Regions from separate parts of the Mus musculus genome. Here region 2 is linked to region 1. The links are chromatin loops, found by intact Hi-C in ENCODE. Cell type or tissue: left cerebral cortex. All regions are shown on one strand. Links, peaks and the distances in the headings refer to the core of each region. The heading gives the core; the rest is flanking DNA. Region 1 holds the start of Got1l1 (glutamic-oxaloacetic transaminase 1-like 1). Region 2 has its middle 44 kb from the start of Gm1698.

Region 1 (8,920 bases), core at 390-8,389:
GCACGAAGCGTGTTCTGAATGTGCAGCCCCTTGCACCTCACTGAACAGGGCTGGATGTCTTCTCTTCCTTCACATTGTAATATAGGAAATCCTCGTTTCTCTCTCTCTCTCTCTCTCTCTCTCTCTTTTTTTTTTTTTTTTTTTTTGCATTTCAAGGAACAAGAGCTGTTGTTTTGTATTATTAAAATAGCATCTAGCCGGGCATGATGGCGCATGCCTTTAATCCCAGCACTCGGGAGGCAGAGGCAGGCGGATTTCTGAGTTCGACGCCAGCCTGGTCTACAAAATGAGTTCCAGGCCAGCCAGGACTACACAGAGAAACCCTGTCTAGAAAAACAAAAAACAAAACAAAACATAAAACAACAACAACAACAACAAAAAAAAAACAGCATCTAAGTCTATGCAGCAGAGAACGACCAGAATCTTTTAAAATTCTTCTACTTCCACTTCCAGAGAGCTAGAATAATGTGTTTGCCATCGTGCCTGGTTCACGCAGTACTTAGAATTTGAACTTCATGCGTGCTAGGCAAGGACTCCATCACTAAGCTACATACTCAGGCCTATACTTCTAATTTATTTCTTATTTATTTATTTATTATATGTAAGTACACCCGTAGCTGTCTTCAGATGCACCAGAAGAGGGCGTCAGATCTCATCACGGGTGGCTGTGAGCCACCATGTGGTTGCTAAGAATTGAACTCAGGACCTTGGGAAGAGCAGTCAGTGCTCTTACCCGCTGAGCCACCTCTCCAGCCCCTCTAATTTATTTCTTTTGAGATAAATTCTCTTCTAACCCAATCACAGGCTTAGGCCACTACGCCCAATCCAACCCACATTTTTAATATATTGGTATTAGTATGCTCAGACTTCTGATATGAAATGAAACATTTTGTTTTGCTGTACCACGGTGATGGCACCCGAATTATCAGATTTTTGTTTATCCTTTAATATTCACACAGGTTCTAAATACATAGTGTGGTAAATAAGAGGCCATTTGAGCATAAATAAAAATTATATATACATAAAAAAAGCTCTGGTTTAGACAAAAATTCCCCTCCAGAGCAGGCATGTCAGTACATACCAGCACTGGTGAGTGTCAGTACATACCAGCACTGGTGAGGTGGAGGCAGGAGAATTGACAGCATGAAACACAGCAATATCTGGTCTTAAAATGCAAAATGAAAGGAAGATTAGGAAAGAAATTTTTTTGAAGCTTACCATCTGTCCTAACACTGAGAAAGCAAGGCTTTGTTTCCTGAATTCTCATAAATATTTCAAAGGTTAAGATAACCAACTAAGATAAGTGTGACAGTGGTGTTCCTGTATTAGTATTTACTGTGCCAGGTAGCCCTGCCAAGGCCATAGGAAGAAGACCTCCCTCTAGCATTTATTCACTGAGCCAGGATGTTCCCATGTCCTCTCCCTCCTGCATCTCCACCTGCACCTGTGCCTGTGCCTGCACCTGTGCCTGTACCTATGCCTGCACCTGAACCTACACCTGCACCTACACCTGTGCCTGCACCTGCACCTGCACCTACACCTGTACCTGCACCTGTGTCTGCCACTGGAGATTCAGCTTCCAAAGAAATACTAGAGAACAGGCTTCCAGATGGTTTGAGAACGGAGCTGTTGGTGTTAGGTGATTTTCCATTCCCCTAAGTCTTGCTGAAATCCCTTGTCCCTACATTGAAACTCCAGCCCCTACCCCTCACTGCCATTGCCAAATGCAGGTACCCTCCATCACCTGCATCCTGATATTGGGAAAGACATTTTCTAAAGATAAAACAGCTTTGTCTGGACAAATAAGTGCAGAGGGAGAAACTGCAGGCAGGCACACAGCCCCAGCATTTTGCAGTTAACTTTCCATTCCCCATACTTCTCATATAAGCTCCAAGTATCCCCTTCCTGCAGAAGAGTGTCTGTCCCTTGCTATTTTGAGATAAACAGTCCTGCCTGCTCCAGTAAGACTGGTCTCTATCTGCCTTCTGTTTTTCTACTTTGCCTCAGACATCTAACACCAACAGCAGATAACAGTTATATGCCAACACCATGTGGCTAGTGGCCTATTGCTGTGAGAAAGACCATGAGCAAAAGGAACTTGGGGAGGAAAGGGGGTTTTGGGGGCACATATCCAGATCACAGTCCATCACTGAAGCTCAAGCAAGGCAGAAACCCGAAGGCAGGAACTGAAGAAAACAAAAAGCTTGCTTGCTTTTAAAGATTAATTTATTTACTTACTTTATGTATATGAGTACACTGTAGCTGTACAGATGGTTGTGAGCCGTCATGTTGTTTTTGGGAATTGAACTCAGTACCTCTGCCCACTCCGGCCCAAAGATTTATTTATTACTATATCTAAGTACACTGTAGCTGTCTTCAGACACCTCAGAAGAGGGCGTCAGATCTCATTATGGATGGTTGGGAGCCACCATGTTTGTTACTGGGATTTGAACTCAGGACCTTCAGAAGAGCAGTCAGTGGCCTTACCCTCGGAGCCACCTCGCCAGCCCCAAAGTTCTGCTTTCTTACACAATCCAGGGCCACTGGCCCAGTAACGGCACCTCCAAAAGTGGGTTGCCCCCTCCCACATCAATCATTATCAAGACAATGCCACACAGCCCTGCTTACAGACCTAATTACGGGCTGGCCTCATGGAGGCCTTTTCTCAAGCATTTTCCTCAACTTGACGAAAAACAGACCAGCATAAAGTCCTATCTTGTGCAGGTAATTACGGTTGTTGGGAGTTTGAGAGCGCAATGACCATGTCACGCCTGTCCTCTCATCTCAACTGTCCCTGTCCCTTCCTCTAGCTCTTACATTCTTTCCCTAACTTCTATGCTGTTCCCCGTTGAGCTTTGGAGTGGATGATACAAATGGTCCATTTAAATCCGAATATTAAAACGGTCACCTGGTCCTAATACATTGACCAATCCCGTCTCTGCAGTCCCTGCTGCCTGCCCTCCCTTCACACCCACCTTAAATGTATATTAAAAACTGTTTCTTGATAAACTCGGCGTTTGCTCCCTAAAAAAAAAAAAAAAAAATGAAAACAAAATGGAAGAAAAAAAAAAGAGAACACTTGCATCAGAGTGTGACTTGAGCTCTTGATTGACGCTGCTGTGTGCCGTAGGGTGTTTGCTTCTGTTGGGGCAGCCCTGTCTAGCTCACTGGCTGACAGCTTTGTCCTGCTTTCTAGAGACTGACTTGTTATTTCAGGTGAATTGCTCGGGAGCTATAGCCAGCAATGAGTTGGGAGGAAGTGCCTGGGAATCCCATGTGTTTGTTTACTCTTCCCTGTTGCTTGCTCTCCCTGGGCACTTTTCCTCCAGGGCCATGGAATGTTCCTGTACGTCCTGAACATTGCTACCCTGGAGACTGGGAGTCCTGAGGTTCTGTTGCTCTGACAACTCACTGCCCCATAGCCTCGTGCATCAGCGCTGCCAAGGTTCTGGAAGAAAGAGGCCTGAAATTATTGGCACCGCACGTGCTCAACTATGACCAGTCTTTCTGTGTTCAGGGATGTACCCACAGCCCAGAAGCTAGAAGGCAGCTTACTAAAGATCTACAGGCAAGATGGCTATCCCAGCAAGTTGTTCCTGGCCTACAAAGGTAGGAGGCAGTCATTTCAGGGTTTAAGATTTTCTACGTTTCAACTGGCTGTACGTGGGCAGTGTCCCTAGTGGAGGGTTGAAGAATAGCTCACGTCTCTGCTGCTGGAAAGGCTTTCGTTTATTAAGGGAACTGCCCAGAGCAGAGAAGATCAGTGAACAACCCGAGTCACCTCATACCTGTCGGGGACTTTTGAGAGGAATCAAGTTTTCTTCCTTCTCACCCAATCCTTTTTTTTTTTTTTTTTTTTTTTTTTTTTTTTTTTAATCTGCTTCTTCATCCCCTCTAGTTCCTCCCAGTTCTCTCCGGTGTTCTTTTGTTTTGTTTACAGTCCCATGTAAATTAGACTAGCCTTGAACTCACAAAATAGCTGCAAATGATCTTGGGCAGATTCTGGTCCTGCCTCCACCTCCCGAGGACTGGAGGCACCACCTTGCTTCTCTCTCCTCCCTTCATAGGTTTCTGTTTGTGTGTTTGTTTTGTTCTGTTTGCGTTTTTTTTAATTGTATGTATGTGTATGAGAGAAAGAGAGAAAGAGAGTATACATGTGTACATTCATGCAAGTGTTTGAGACGGTAGCCAGGAGGCATTGATTTCTCTCCAGAGCTGGATTTACACGTGGTTTTAAGCTGCCTGACAAAAATGCTGAGAACTGAATGAGTTCTCTCCAAGAGCAGTTTGTGCTCTTAACCACTGGACCAACACACACACACACACACACACACACCCTGGCTTGCATAATTCCCTATCAAATAAACCAGGCATGGCACATGCCTGAGCTCTCAGCCCTGAGAGGTGGATGATCAGATGGTCAAGGGCACTCTCAGCTACATAGAAAGTTCAAGGCCAGCCAAGGGGTGCTTGATACTAGAGGGCAAGAAAAGGTGACAAAGAAGAGACATGCAGAGAGAGACAGAGACAGACAGAGACCTTCATATATAGAAATCAGGCCTTGACATCATGAAATGCCTAATTCATTTTGTATGTAAATCTTAACCTTTAAAACTCAAATGAAACAGTTTCAGCTGGCTTTGTTGTTGTCTGTTTTGTTTGTGGGGTTTTTTTGTTTTTGTTTTTTGTTTTTGTTTGTTTTGTTTTGGTTTTGGCTTTGAGAGGTTATCTTGCTTACATCTCTGGATCACCTGAAACTCACTCTGCACCAGGCTTGCCTAAAACTGATCCTCCTGCCTCCACCTCACCCCCACCCAGTGCAGGGGTGACAAATATGGGCCTTGACTTAGCTGTGGGTTTTGTTGGTGGTTGTGTTAGTTTTGTTTTGAAACACAGTCACTAACAGCTCCCTGTCTTCTGTAAAGAATGAATCAACAAAGAGGGGAGGGGAGGGGGAAAAAAAAAAGTAAACTTTCACGGGCTGCTTTAGAAAATCACCAAGAAACACGGGCCAGACTTGTGGTTTGTGGGCTGCCCCGGCGGGGTATACAGAGCTCCCTTTGAAATTTCTCCACAGTCTGCATGACCGAAGAAGGCCATCCCTGGGTTTCTCTTGTGGTGCACAAGACCCGCCTGCAGATTGCAGAGGACCCCTCTCTGGACTATGAGTACTTGCCCCTGGTGGGCCTGAAATCATTCATCCAGTCTTCTCTGGAACTCCTCTTTGGAAAGCACAGCGAAGCCATTGCGGAGAAAAGGGTGAGACCCAGAGAGAGAGAGACAGGGTTTCGTGACCTTAAAGCCCACAAGGGACCATGCAGGGGCCTCCACCTTGACAGAGGCAATTCCTGAGACTCTGAAAGTCCGTAGCCTTTTGTACTGAGGGGCAAAGCTGGGATCTAAACTCAAGTCCTCGTTTGGTCACTAAGTTGCATCCACTCACGCACGCTGCTGATTTGGAAACTATAAATAGAGCATTTCAATATAAAAGGGGGGGAGGGGAGAAGAGGACTGGCTGGAATGGTCCAAATGTATAAGACCCTCAGTTCAACCCCAGCACCAAAAATAAGACAAAATTCTAGTCTGGGGTGTGCTGCTTCTTTCCAACATTCTCTCCACGTGTTGCTTGCTGACAGGTTGGGGGTGTGCACATCGTTGGTGAGAGTGGAGCCTTCCAGCTTGGGGCTCAGTTCCTCAAGACGTGGCGAAAGAATGTGAAAATCGTTTGTATCGTCTCATGTCAAAAAGGTAAGTGTTACCCAGGTCAAGGACTGGAGAAGATCCCACACCCTGTTGTTCCCAATTCCTGTCCCACGCGGAATCTCTACTCCTACCCTCATTTTCTACCAAGAGAAAAATGGTGGCTATGCGAAACTACGTCCAACCTTTTCTTGTTATTGTCTTTCTATATGTCAATGATCCTCACCCCACTCTCTGGTATCCCTGCCTCCGTTTCTCCACTTTCCCCAGACCCCAGCTGGTGGGGGTCTGTGTCCCCACAGAACAGTATGGTGGGGGTCTTTGTCCCCACAGAACAGTGTGGACTCATCTTCCAGGACATGGGCTTTATAGTTTATGAGTACTCTATCTGGAACGCCAGTGATCTCTGCTCAGACCCCAGCATGTTCGTGGAAGTACTCCAGGTAGAGCCTTCATAACCCCCTACTCAGAATCTCCTCCCAGACCTGATTTATGATCTCATCTCCCTCTCTCCCCCCACCTCCCACCTGCCCCCACTCAGGACCCCTGCTGGGTTTAGATTTGTCAGGTTTTTTAGTGAGAACAAACCCAAGAGATTGTCTCCACCCTAAATGTCCGGTGTCATCTCTGCATGGTAGAGGTGGGTACCTTGCTAAGACAACTAATGTCTTCCTGCAGCATATCCCGGTCGGCAGCATCCTTGTGATTGGGAACATCACTGATTGCAAGTTCACACAGAATCAGTGGACGAAACTGATGTCCATCATTAAGGTGAACACAGCTTCTGGCCACCGGCCCCCTCTTTCCCCATCTGCTTCACCCCCATGGGCCTCAGCCTTTTTCATCTCTCCCTTCTCTTTCAGAGCAAGCAGATATTCCCATTCTTTGACATTCCCTGTCAAGGTTTATCCACTGGTGACCTCGAGGAAGATACCAAAATCTTACAGTACTTTGTGTCCCTAGGCTTGGAGTTCTTCTGCAGCCAATCTCTGTCCAAGAATTTTGGCATTTATGGTTTGTTATGGGTGGAAGGACGGGAGAAATAGGGAGCAGAATTGAAGCCATATTTATCATGCAAGCAATGTTTGGTTTGTTTTTAATAAGCTTACAAAACAATGGGTTTCTTATAATATTCTCTGTTCTCTCTCTCTCTCTCTCTCTCTCTCACTCGCTCTCACTTGCACTCTCTCTCTCCATCCCCTCTTACCTCTTACACACACACACACACACACCGGACATCGGACACTGTACTTCCTCATATTTTTCCCCGTTACCTTCCCATATCCCTCCTCCAAAAGATAAATATTTTTGACATCACTTACCCTCTGTAAGGAGCCTAGTACTCCAGAGAAGTCACACAGGAGGCAGTAAAGAACAGCAGTGAACTAGGAGTTAGTTGGTCTCTGTGACTAAACCCAGTTACTTACCCACACCTGTCCTACTTAAAATTCCACCCTCTCCAGCCTCTGCCCCTTGGCTGAACGCCTAGGAGGAGATGCTTGACAGTCTTGAAGCTCTTCCTCCCTTGCACACACCCTTGCCTATGGATACTCTTTCTACAAGAGGAGGTCCAGATAACTTTTGGGGCCAAATACCACCTTTCAAGGGCTGAGCTGGTGGCTCCGTAGTTTAACCCTTTCTCTTCAAGGTCAGAGGGAAGGGTGTAGGTGAGATTCTGCACAGGAGGAAACTGAGGGCGAGGCTGTCTTCTCCATGCTGCAGATGAAGGAGTGGGGATCCTAGTAGTGGCTGCCCTCAGCAACCAGCACCTGCTGTGTGTCCTCTCCCAGCTGATGGATTATGTCCAGGCCCTGTGGGGAAACCCTCCTGCCACGGGTGCTCGGATAATCACCTCCATCCTCTGCAACCCTGCTCTGTTTGGAGAATGGTAAAGGGTGAGAGGGTCTGGGCGGGCGTGGGTGGCAAGGGCGTGTAATTATTAGGAACGGGACTCCTTATAGTCCCCAATGACCTAACTCTCTCAGACATTCAATAGTGATTCAGCCTTTAACACACGGGCCTTTCAGAGATGTTTAAAACCCAAAGGACGGCAGAATCAAACCTCCTTCCCACCACAGGCACCACAGAAACCAGGTTCCAGCCGTGTGTTTCCTGACGCGTGTCCTGTTGTGGAAAGATGGGAAGGAGGGGAGACAAGCTGGAAGGCAAGTAGGCCTTTGCAGTCCAGTTTCCTGCTCTTTCCTTGGCAGGAAGCAGAGTCTCAAAGGTGTGGTGGAGAACATGATGCTGATCAAGGAGAAAGTGAAGGAGAAGCTGCGGCTCCTAGGGACCCCTGGGTCGTGGGATCACATCACCCGACAGAGCGGGACCCATGGTTATCTGGGACTCACCTGTAAGTTCGAGAATGGGGAGACTCTCCCCTTCCTGACCTCAGCTCTGTGTCTTCACACTGAGCTGCATGGAGTAGTTGAGCAGTCCCCAGCTTTGCTGCGGGATTTCCTCTTGACATCCTTGTAGAAGTGGGGCTGCTTTCAGAGACCTTTATAGGATCCCTCCCCCCATATGCTGACACTTCTTATCCTATGTATTTCTTCCCCCATGGTCTTGAGAGGAATTCTGAGTTCTGTGACTGTCACAGATCAACAGGTGGAGTTTCTGGTCAAGAAGAAACATATCTACTTGCCCAAAACTAGCCGGATCAACTTCACCTGCATCAATGCCAGGAATATAGACTACATCACTCAGAGCATCCATGAGGCCGTGATGCTAACAGAGGGCTGAGAGGGTGTCTGCTCAAAACTGCCCCTGACTGGAACGAAAGCTTTACGCTGTCTTTGAAAATAAAAATCCTGGAGGAACTATTCATTGCTATGTTCTCCTTTTCTGTGCAATGTGCTGGCCTCAGTAGATCAGGGGACTTCAGTGCAACTCATGCTGAGCATACATAGAGCCCTAAATTCCAACCCCAGGAGATTGGGGTGCAATGGAGGGGAGCGTAAGAACAATTACCCTCATAGGACATGGTTTAGTTCCTAGCCAAGTGGCTAGTAACTAAGCAAACAGAAGTTGGTAGATATTTAGTGGTGTGCATGTGTGTGTGTGTGTGTGTGTGTGTGTGTGTGTGTGTGTAGTTGAAACATTAATCTGCTGTTTCTTCTAGAAACAGGAGCTATGTTGTGCTGGAGACATTCCCTAATATGTCAGTCATGCTTGAGAGATCAAAAAGTTGGCCTACAATTTCATGTGTAAACACACCTAA
Region 2 (8,920 bases), core at 248-8,247, 420 kb before region 1:
AACACATATACACACACAAACTCACACCACATACCATACACATCATATATACAAAACACACATATGCATACAAACTCACACAACACGCATACACACACAAAGTCACATTATACACCACACACATCATACACACACAACATACATATACACACAAACTCACACTAGACACTATACCCAACACACAGAGCTATTATTTTGCAAAATATAAGTGATACATGGATGATCACACTCATTCCTGTTTTAGATGACTTAAATTCAACTTTACTATAAATACGTATTTCAAAGTAGAAAGTAGCACTAGTAACCAGATGAAAAGATTTTTATTTATTTATTTATTTATTTTTACTTTTTTTACTAGGTATTTAGCTCATTTACATTTCCAATGCTATACCAAAAGTCCCCCATAACCACACACCCCCACTCCCATACCCACCCACTCCCCCTTTTTGGCTCTGGCGTTCCCCTGTACTGGGGCATATAAAGTTTGCCTGTCCAATGGGCCTCTCTTTCCAGTGATGGCCGACTAGGCCATCTTTTGATACATATGCAGCTAGAGTCAAGAGCTCCGGAGTACTGGTTAGTTCATAATGTTGTTCCACCTATAGGGTTGCAGATCCCTTTAGCTCCTTGGGTTCTTTCTCTAGCTCCTCCATTGGGAGCCCTGTGATCCATCCATTAGCTGACTGTGAGTATCCACTTCTGTGTTTGCTAGGCCCCGGCATAGTCTCACAAGAGACAGCTACATCTGGGTCCTATCGATAAAATCTTGCTAGTGTATGCAATGGTGTCAGCGTTTGGATGCTGATTATGGGGTGGATCCCTGGATATGGCAGTCTCTACATGGTCCATCCTTTCATCTCAGCTCCAAACTTTGTCTCTGTAACTCCTTCCATGGGTGCTTTGTTCCCAATTCTAAGGAGGGGCATAGTGTCCACACTTCAGTCTTCATTCTTCTTGAGTTTCATGTGTTTAGCAAATTGTATCTTATATCTTGGGAATCCTAGGTTTGGTGCTAATATCCACTTATCAGTGAGTACATATTGTGTGAGTTCCTTTGTGAATGTGTTACCTCACTCAGGATGATGCCCTCCAGGTCCATCCATTTGGCTAGGAATTTCATAAATTCATTCTTTTTAATAGCTGAGTAGTACTCCATTGTGTAGATGTACCACATTTTCTGTATCCATTCCTCTGTTGAGGGGCATCTGGGTTCCTTCCAGCTTCTGGCTATTATAAATAAGGCTGCTATGAACATAGAGGAGCATGTGTCCTTCTTACCAGTTGGGGCATCTTCTGGATATATGCCCAGGAGAGGTATTGCTGGATCCTCCGGTAGTACTATGTCCAATTTTCTGAGGAACCGCCAGACTGATTTCCAGAGTGGTTGTACAAGCCTGCAATCCCACCAACAATGGAGGAGTGTTCCTCTTTCTCCACATCCACGCCAGCATCTGCTGTCACCTGAATTTTTGATCTTAGCCATTCTGACTGGTGTGAGGTGGAATCTCAGGGTTGTTTTGATTTGCATTTCCCTGATGATTAAGGATGTTGAACATTTTTTCAGGTGCTTCTCTGCCATTCGGTATTCCTCAGGTGAGAATTCTTTGTTCAGTTCTGAGTCCCATTTTTTAATGGGGTTATTCGATTTTCTGAAGTCCACCTTCTTGAGTTCTTTATATATGTTGGATATTAGTCCCCTATCTGATTTAGGATAGGTAAAGATCCTTTCCCAATCTGTTGGTGGTCTTTTTGTCTTATTGACGGTGTCTTTTGCCTTGCAGAAACTTTGGAGTTTCATTAGGTCCCATTTGTTAATTCTCAATCTTACAGCACAAGCCATTGCTGTTCTGTTCAGGAATTTTTCCCCTGTGCCCATATCTTCAAGGCTTTTCCCCACTTTCTCCTCTATAAGTTTCAGTATCTCTGGTTTTATGTGAAGTTCCTTGATCCACTTAGATTTGACCTTAGTACAAGGAGATAAGTATGGATCGATTCGCATTCTTCTACATGATAACAACCAGTTGTGCCAGCACCAATTGTTGAAAATGCTGTCTTTCATCCACTGGATGGTTTTAGCTCCCTTGTCAAAGATCAAGTGACCATAGGTGTGTGGGTTCATTTCTGGGTCTTCAATTCTATTCCATTGGTCTACTTGTCTGTCTCTATACCAGTACCATGCAGTTTTTATCACAATTGCTCTGTAGTAAAGCTTTAGGTCAGGCATGGTGATTCCACCAGAGGTTCTTTTATCCTTGAGAAGACTTTTTGCAATCCTAGGTTTTTTGTTATTCCAGATGAATTTGCAAATTGCTCCTTCTAATTCGTTGAAGAATTGAGTTGGAATTTTGATGGGGATTGCATTGAATCTGTAGATTGCTTTTGGCAAGATAGCCATTTTTACAATGTTGATCCTGCCAATCCATGAGCATGGGAGATCTTTCCATCTTCTGAGATCTTCTTTAATTTCTTTCTTCAGAGATTTGAAGTTTTTATCATACAGATCTTTCACCTCCTTAGTTAGAGTCATGCCAAGATATTTTATATTATTTGTGACTATTGAGAAGGGTGTTGTTTCCCTAATTTCTTTCTCAGCCTGTTTATTCTTTGTATAGAGAAAGGCCATTGACTTGTTTGAGTTTATTTTATATCCAGCTACTTCACTGAAGCTGTTTATCAGGTTTAGGAGTTCTCTGGTAGAATTTTTAGGGTCACTTATATATACTATCATATCATCTGCAAAAAGTGATATTTTGACTTCCTCTTTTCCAATTTGTATCCCCTTGATCTCCTTTTGTTGTCGAATTGCTCTGGCTAATACTTCAAGTACTATGTTGAAAAGGTAGGGAGAAAGTGGGCAGCCTTGTCTAGACCCTGATTTTAGTGGGATTGCTTCCAGCTTCTCTCCATTTACTTTGATGTTGGCTACTGGTTTGCTGTAGATTGCTTTTATCATGTTTAAGTATGGGCCTTGAATTCCTGATCTTTCCAAAACTTTTATCATGAATGGGTGTTGAATCTTGTCAAATGCTTTTTCTGTACCTAATGAGATGATCATGTGGTTTTTCTCTTAGAGTTTGTTTATATAATGGATTACATTGATGGATTTTCGTATATTAAACCATCCCTGCATTCCTGGATTAAAACCTACTTGGTCAGGATGGATGATTGCTTTAATGTGTTCTTGGATTCGGTTAGCAAAAATTTTATTGAGGATTTTTGCATCGATATTCATAAGAGAAATTGGTCTGAAGTTCTCTATCTTTGTTGGGTCTTTCTGTGGTTTAGGTATCAGAGTAATAGTGGCTTCATAAAATGAGTTGGGTAGAGTACCTTCTACTTCTATTTTGTGAAATAGTTTGTGCAGAACTGGAATTAGATCTTCTTTGAAGGTCTGATAGAACTCTGCACTAAACCCGTCTGGTCCTGGGCTTTTTTTGGCTGGGAGACTATTGATATCTGCTTCTATTTCTTTAGGTGATATGGGACTGTTTAGATGGTCAACTTGATCCTGATTCAACTTTCGTACCTGGTATCTGTCCAGAAATTTGTCCATTTCGTCCAGGTTTTCCAGTTTTGTTGAGTATAGCCTTTTGTAGAAGGATCTGATGGTATTTTGGATTTCTTCAGGATCTGTTGTTATGTCTCCCTTTTCATTTCTGATTTTGTTAATTAGGATTTTGTTCCTGTGCCCTTTAGTGAGTCTAGCTAAGGGTTTATCTATCTTGTTGATTTTTTGAAAGAACCAACTTCTCGTTTGGTTAATTCTTTGAATAGTTCTTCTTGTTTCCACTTGGTTGATTTCACCCCTGAGTTTGATTATTTCCTGCCGTCTACTCCTCTTGGGTGAATTTGCTTCCTTTTTTTCTAGAGCTTTTAGATGTGTTGTCAAGCTGCTAGTATGTGCTCTCTCCCGCTTCTTCTTGGAGGCACTCACTAGAGGTCTTAGGATCCCTTGTGGAATCCTGTGTGGGCCCTTGTGGGTGTCAGGCGACTCTGCTGGCAAGGTAACCCGGGGCTCGAGTGGAGCGGAAGGGGCTTGTGCCCCAGGTCAGGCCCGGGTAGTCTGCCTCCCTATGTACCGCAGTCTCAGGTTCCCGAAAAGATTTTTATATAATTATAAATTTTGCTAATGTATTTGTAGCTATGCCAAACTTCAATCGTTTCTAAAATGTATTTTATAGAATCCAAGGAATAAATTAGAAGAGTCTTCAACACATGGTCTAATCTCTTAGCTTCAGCGTGGTATCAAACTCAACAACTTTCATTTCTCACAAAGCAAACCCTTTTTCTCCCGTGACATCCCATTCCCCAATGTTCACTGTATTAAAGTCTATCATGTCCATTCCTGAGAGCTCTGATGTGAGACTGTCTTAAATAGCAGTCAGCAGTTGTAAATTTAAGCATGCCAGAGGATGGCAGCAGAGCATTGTTCAATCTCCACAGGTCTGGTGGGTAGAGAGCAGCTGGTGTGGGAATTTGAATCTGGAGAACATTAGGAGCCAAGTGTGTCCCAAAGGAAGATATGACTGAGGAATCTGAGAGTTCCTCCAGCCTGCTCTTCCCTATCCCGGGGAGGTGTGAGAGCCACCAATTATTAAGCAGTTCCTGTGCACTTCCCATGGGTCATCTCATAGAATTTAGTAATCTCATCAACACTGTATGGTGGCATCCTCATTAATAGAAACCTTGATGTTTGTAAAGATGTGCTCATTTATCCAGATATGACTAGACACAGAGCCTCCCTCCAAGCCCACTTTTCTCTGGCTCTAAGAACCATGGGTTTCATTTTAAATCCTATGTGTTTTGACCTTCATTTCTTTATCCTTTTCTTCATATTTCTTATTTTACCCTCTTGCCTTTCTGAAAAGCCAAATAATTTATTTCACCTGAAATAACACAACCCCTAAGTGTATATATTTTGGAAAATGCAAGAACAGAGGTGTTTTGCTTTATTCACGAAATTTTAATAATTTCAAATGTTCACCAACAAATGCACAAATAAGTTGTGGCATATCCATCCAGTGCAATACAACTCAGGAATAGAAAAAAATGTGAAAGAATGGAGTTCTAATATATGCAGAGTGTTGGAGAATCTCAAAATAATTATGCCAAGTGAAAGAAGGCAGACACAAAACACACACACACACACTGTGTAACTCCAAACCTTATGAAGGAAAACAAAATAAAACAAAACAAACAAAAAGCAACCTGTTCACTTTAGAGCAAATGGTTTCCCCATTCTTTCAAGATTTCTGCTCGAGTTTACTCTCCCTGCTGTATAAAGAAGAGCAATACAGAGGTAACGTTGATCTTTGAAATAGGAATATATGTGGGTACATGGGGAGGGGACATAAATTTGCTTCACAAAACCTGGATGCAGAAAAGGTTTTATTTTTTCTATTATGTGCCATCTAGCACCCAGCCTGCTCCAACTAAAGCATTTAGAATCCCAATGTGTAAGAGTCTGCAGTACTTTTCAGCCCAAAGGATGTGTGATGGTTAACCTCTTAGCAATTTGATGCAACGTCAGGTCACCATGGAAACACACTTCTAAGTTTGTCTATGAAGGAGGTCCCTGGAATATTTAATAGAGAGAATGTAAATTGTACCATCATATGGGTGGGGGTCCTAGGCCAAATAAACAGGAGAAGGTGAGTGGGCACCTCGGAGGGAATTTTCAAATCCTTACATCTATAGGTAAAAGTACCTGAGTACAATTTGAGACCTATAGGATGCAAAGATTGTGAAGACTGAAATTGGTACATTAAAAGAAGAAAATATCAAAGTTTTACATGAAAACAGGGCTAATAAAATCTCCTTGCTAATGACACTGGAGCCTGGAACAAAAAAAAAATGTCTTGGTAGTACTTTGTGTACTATAGGATTTTCTTCCTCCCAAGACTTTGGACCTTGGAGCTGAGTAGGGTTGTTGTGTTGGAATCATGGCTTGCAACCTGACAGACCACACCAGGACAGTGCAGTTCCATGTGGCAGAGGTTTATTGGAGGACAGAATGGAGACAAAAGGAGAAAAGAGAGAAAGAAGGGAAGAGGGGCAAAGGTCAGGAAGAGTATGTCTTTTATTTAGGCTGTGACATAACCCCTAACGGGTAAGGGTAAGGGTGGGAAGTGGGCTCTAGGAATGTATGTGATTGCCATGACAGCAGATGTGCAGGTCTCTGTTGACTACGAGTGCTGTCACTGAGTTCAGAGACAATCTGCCAAATCGATTCCTGATACCAACAAGGGTGGCCTCTTGTTCTTATTTTGGAATGATAGTGTTGACAGGGTGTGTTCTGTGGCCATCAGAAGCTGCCTTTCAAACACTTGGGGAAAGTCTACAAACAGCCCAAGAAAGCAAGTCAACAAATACTGGAGGAGTCAGGGCAAGACTGGATCTACTCCATCCCTCCACAGGGACCAATACCCTTGATTTTGCTAACTTAGTTAAACATGTGCTCCTGTCTCTTCCAGAATAAAGTCTTAATTCATATGTTTCCTATAATTCCCATGAAGTGTCTGCATATGACACAACCACTATTGGTTTATCTGCTGAGCACCTGAGGGATGATGTCATTTTAAATCTCAAACTGGTTTCTTGCGGTGATGTTTTCCTTTTGTGCATTTGATTAGATTACTGCTGAGGGAATATTGTACAAATACAGTAACATAGTATAGTTTGAAGATTTCACACAAAGATATTTTCAGACAAAATAATTCAGCAATAGCGAAAAAGGTTTTGTTTGTTCTGGGCACTCTATGCACATTATGGTCAGCACATGGAGTTGGGTCACTGACCACATGTCCATCGGGACCTCCAGAGATCTTTGATGAAAATCTGGTTATATCCACTGTATTTTACTAACTCTATAGTTACAATGAATGTCAAGATAAGTCTTTGTCTCCCGGGTCATCTTATTCTGAAGGAGTACAAACTATCCAGCGGGATCTGCAGGACTCTATCCCAGCAGGAGAGGCCAAAGAGTTGCAGCTCTCTGAGGGGGTGGGGGGAACAGAACAAGATGGGCTGCAGGGCCTCTTCTGCAGCCACCACTGCCCCAGTGGCAGGAGATAATAATCAGTCATCGGCAAGTGGCTAGGTGCAGGTGGCTAGGAGCAGGTGGCTAGGACCCAAGGAGTCAACATCATGTCTTCTTATATTCTACACCATTATGTTCATAGTGAAAAACAGACAATGATGTCTACTTTTCCCCCACACCCTTTCCTTTCCTTGCACAAAAATTAGGAACTTTTGCCTGGGTGTTATTATATGGACAATCACGGTGACACTAATTACCAAATTATCTATCTTAACAAGCTTACTCCAAGATCCTACTGTGTGTTTTACATTGTGCCAGGCATTTGGCTAGACAGGGCTAAATGTGAATTCCAACAGGACAGCAAGAATATTTAGTGGATGTGGAGCACATTTTGCAATGATGATCCAGTGTGCAGTACAGCAGTTCTTGGGCCACTTCCTATCATTATCAAGTGTTGGTTATAGCAGCGTAACGCTATATGCTTTATTCTATATCCTGTGCTTTAATGTGATGAACAATTGACTCATTACAGCTTCATCACAGACTGGTGAGTTATGCTTTTATACCACATGTAACCCTGGCTACAGAATCATCATGCAACCACTGTCTTATATATGCTCTACCATTGACCAAAATCTATGTGAAATAAAACTTTACTTCTTTGTTTTGGTCTTTGTATTAAAGAAAGAATAATCGGAAGAAATTCTGTGGGCTAATTAAGATCTCAGTGGGATCTAACTTAGTGGTAGACCCTTCCTTAGTGTGTGAGAAGCCTTGGATTCAATACAGAATATATATATTTTAAAATCTCATGATTCTAGCTTAAGTAATATTTGATGTGATCAATTGTGATCATCACTAGGTATTCTTTTTTTTTTCCATTTTTTATTAGGTATTTAGCTCATTTACATTTCCAATGCTATACCAAAAGTATCACTAGGTATTCTTGAGTGGTAGTCAAGATATGTAAGAAAATGATATTTAAAACATATATATATAGATATGTCCATATAATTATTTAGATATGATTTTAATATTGTACTTTTTGAAACTAGGAAGCACACTTAAGTCATTTTTCTACTGTTCTTAGTCATAGATTATCCTTGACATTTGATTCTAACACATCCTGGATTTCCTTCTTCCTTCAAACACATAGCTGTCAGGCTTCAGACAGCTGTGCACAGAGCTGATGTTTGCCAAAGGCTTTGAGTCTTGGCTAGAGCATTATACACAGATGTGGGCATTACTTTTAGTCTCTAGAAAAGGAGAGGAAGGCAGCTCATCTCTACAGGCAGCTGAGGTTTCCAAGAGAATAAGTAGGAGGTAAATGATCCCACTAGGGGGAAGAACTGTGCTCTGACTCTCCACCCAGCTTTCTGAGTTACTCCCCACATGCTCTAGTGTGAGCCATGATCCCCCAACAGTCACTGGGTTACCAGGGCCCAGCCAGCATCTGGCAAATACACATCCAGATAGCTTTTGTTGTTACATATAAGTCTCTGGTGAAGGACACTGAGGCCATAAGAGGTGTTCCTCCTGGACTACATCCAGACAGTGTTGTCCAGCTTGTGTAACCAGCAAAGGTGTGCCAATCAGGGTTCTGACATAATTCAGCCTGCTTCATATTCTGGAACTACCAAAGTATCAACATTAGAAACTGTGTATAGGTCTGATTTTAGTTCAAATTTTTAAAAAATGTCTCCGTAAACTATTGTCTACCACCAAATCAAATCCAGGAAAAAATAAATTTCAGCAGGTACACGTGGCTTATGCTTCCTAGAAGCTGAAGTGTGTGTGTGTGGGGGGGGGGGGGGTAAACATTAAATTTAATTTTTAAAAAATTAAAATGTCAGCCGGGCGTGGTGGCGCATGCCTTTAATC

Evidence for each region. Hi-C counts contacts between places; a loop is a spot of excess contacts. Peaks named below come from ENCODE experiments on the same cell type or tissue, not always from the same donor. Only the 100,000 strongest peaks of a DNase experiment are listed, where the experiment ranks them.
Region 2: a loop joins it to region 1, with 3 times the contacts of the local background. A loop is called at or near these places in 2 of 42 quality-filtered maps.

Annotation. Positions count from the first base shown.
Region 1 is chr8:27,197,061-27,205,980 of GRCm38, reverse strand. Got1l1 (glutamic-oxaloacetic transaminase 1-like 1) reads left to right here and starts at 3,434. Exons shown (of 9, transcript NM_029674.1): 1 at 3,434-3,609; 2 at 5,078-5,259; 3 at 5,637-5,748; 4 at 6,034-6,143; 5 at 6,379-6,471; 6 at 6,564-6,714; 7 at 7,423-7,588; 8 at 7,911-8,053; 9 at 8,300-8,522. The coding sequence starts at 3,495. The coding sequence ends at 8,442. In left cerebral cortex, for the core only: a CTCF peak has its summit at 3,679; a DNase peak (open chromatin) is centred at 3,569.
Region 2 is chr8:27,621,850-27,630,769 of GRCm38, reverse strand. No RefSeq gene overlaps it. Among named protein-coding and RNA genes, the nearest start is that of Gm1698, 44 kb to the right of the region's middle. In left cerebral cortex, for the core only: a CTCF peak has its summit at 4,414 (motif pointing right); a DNase peak (open chromatin) is centred at 4,420.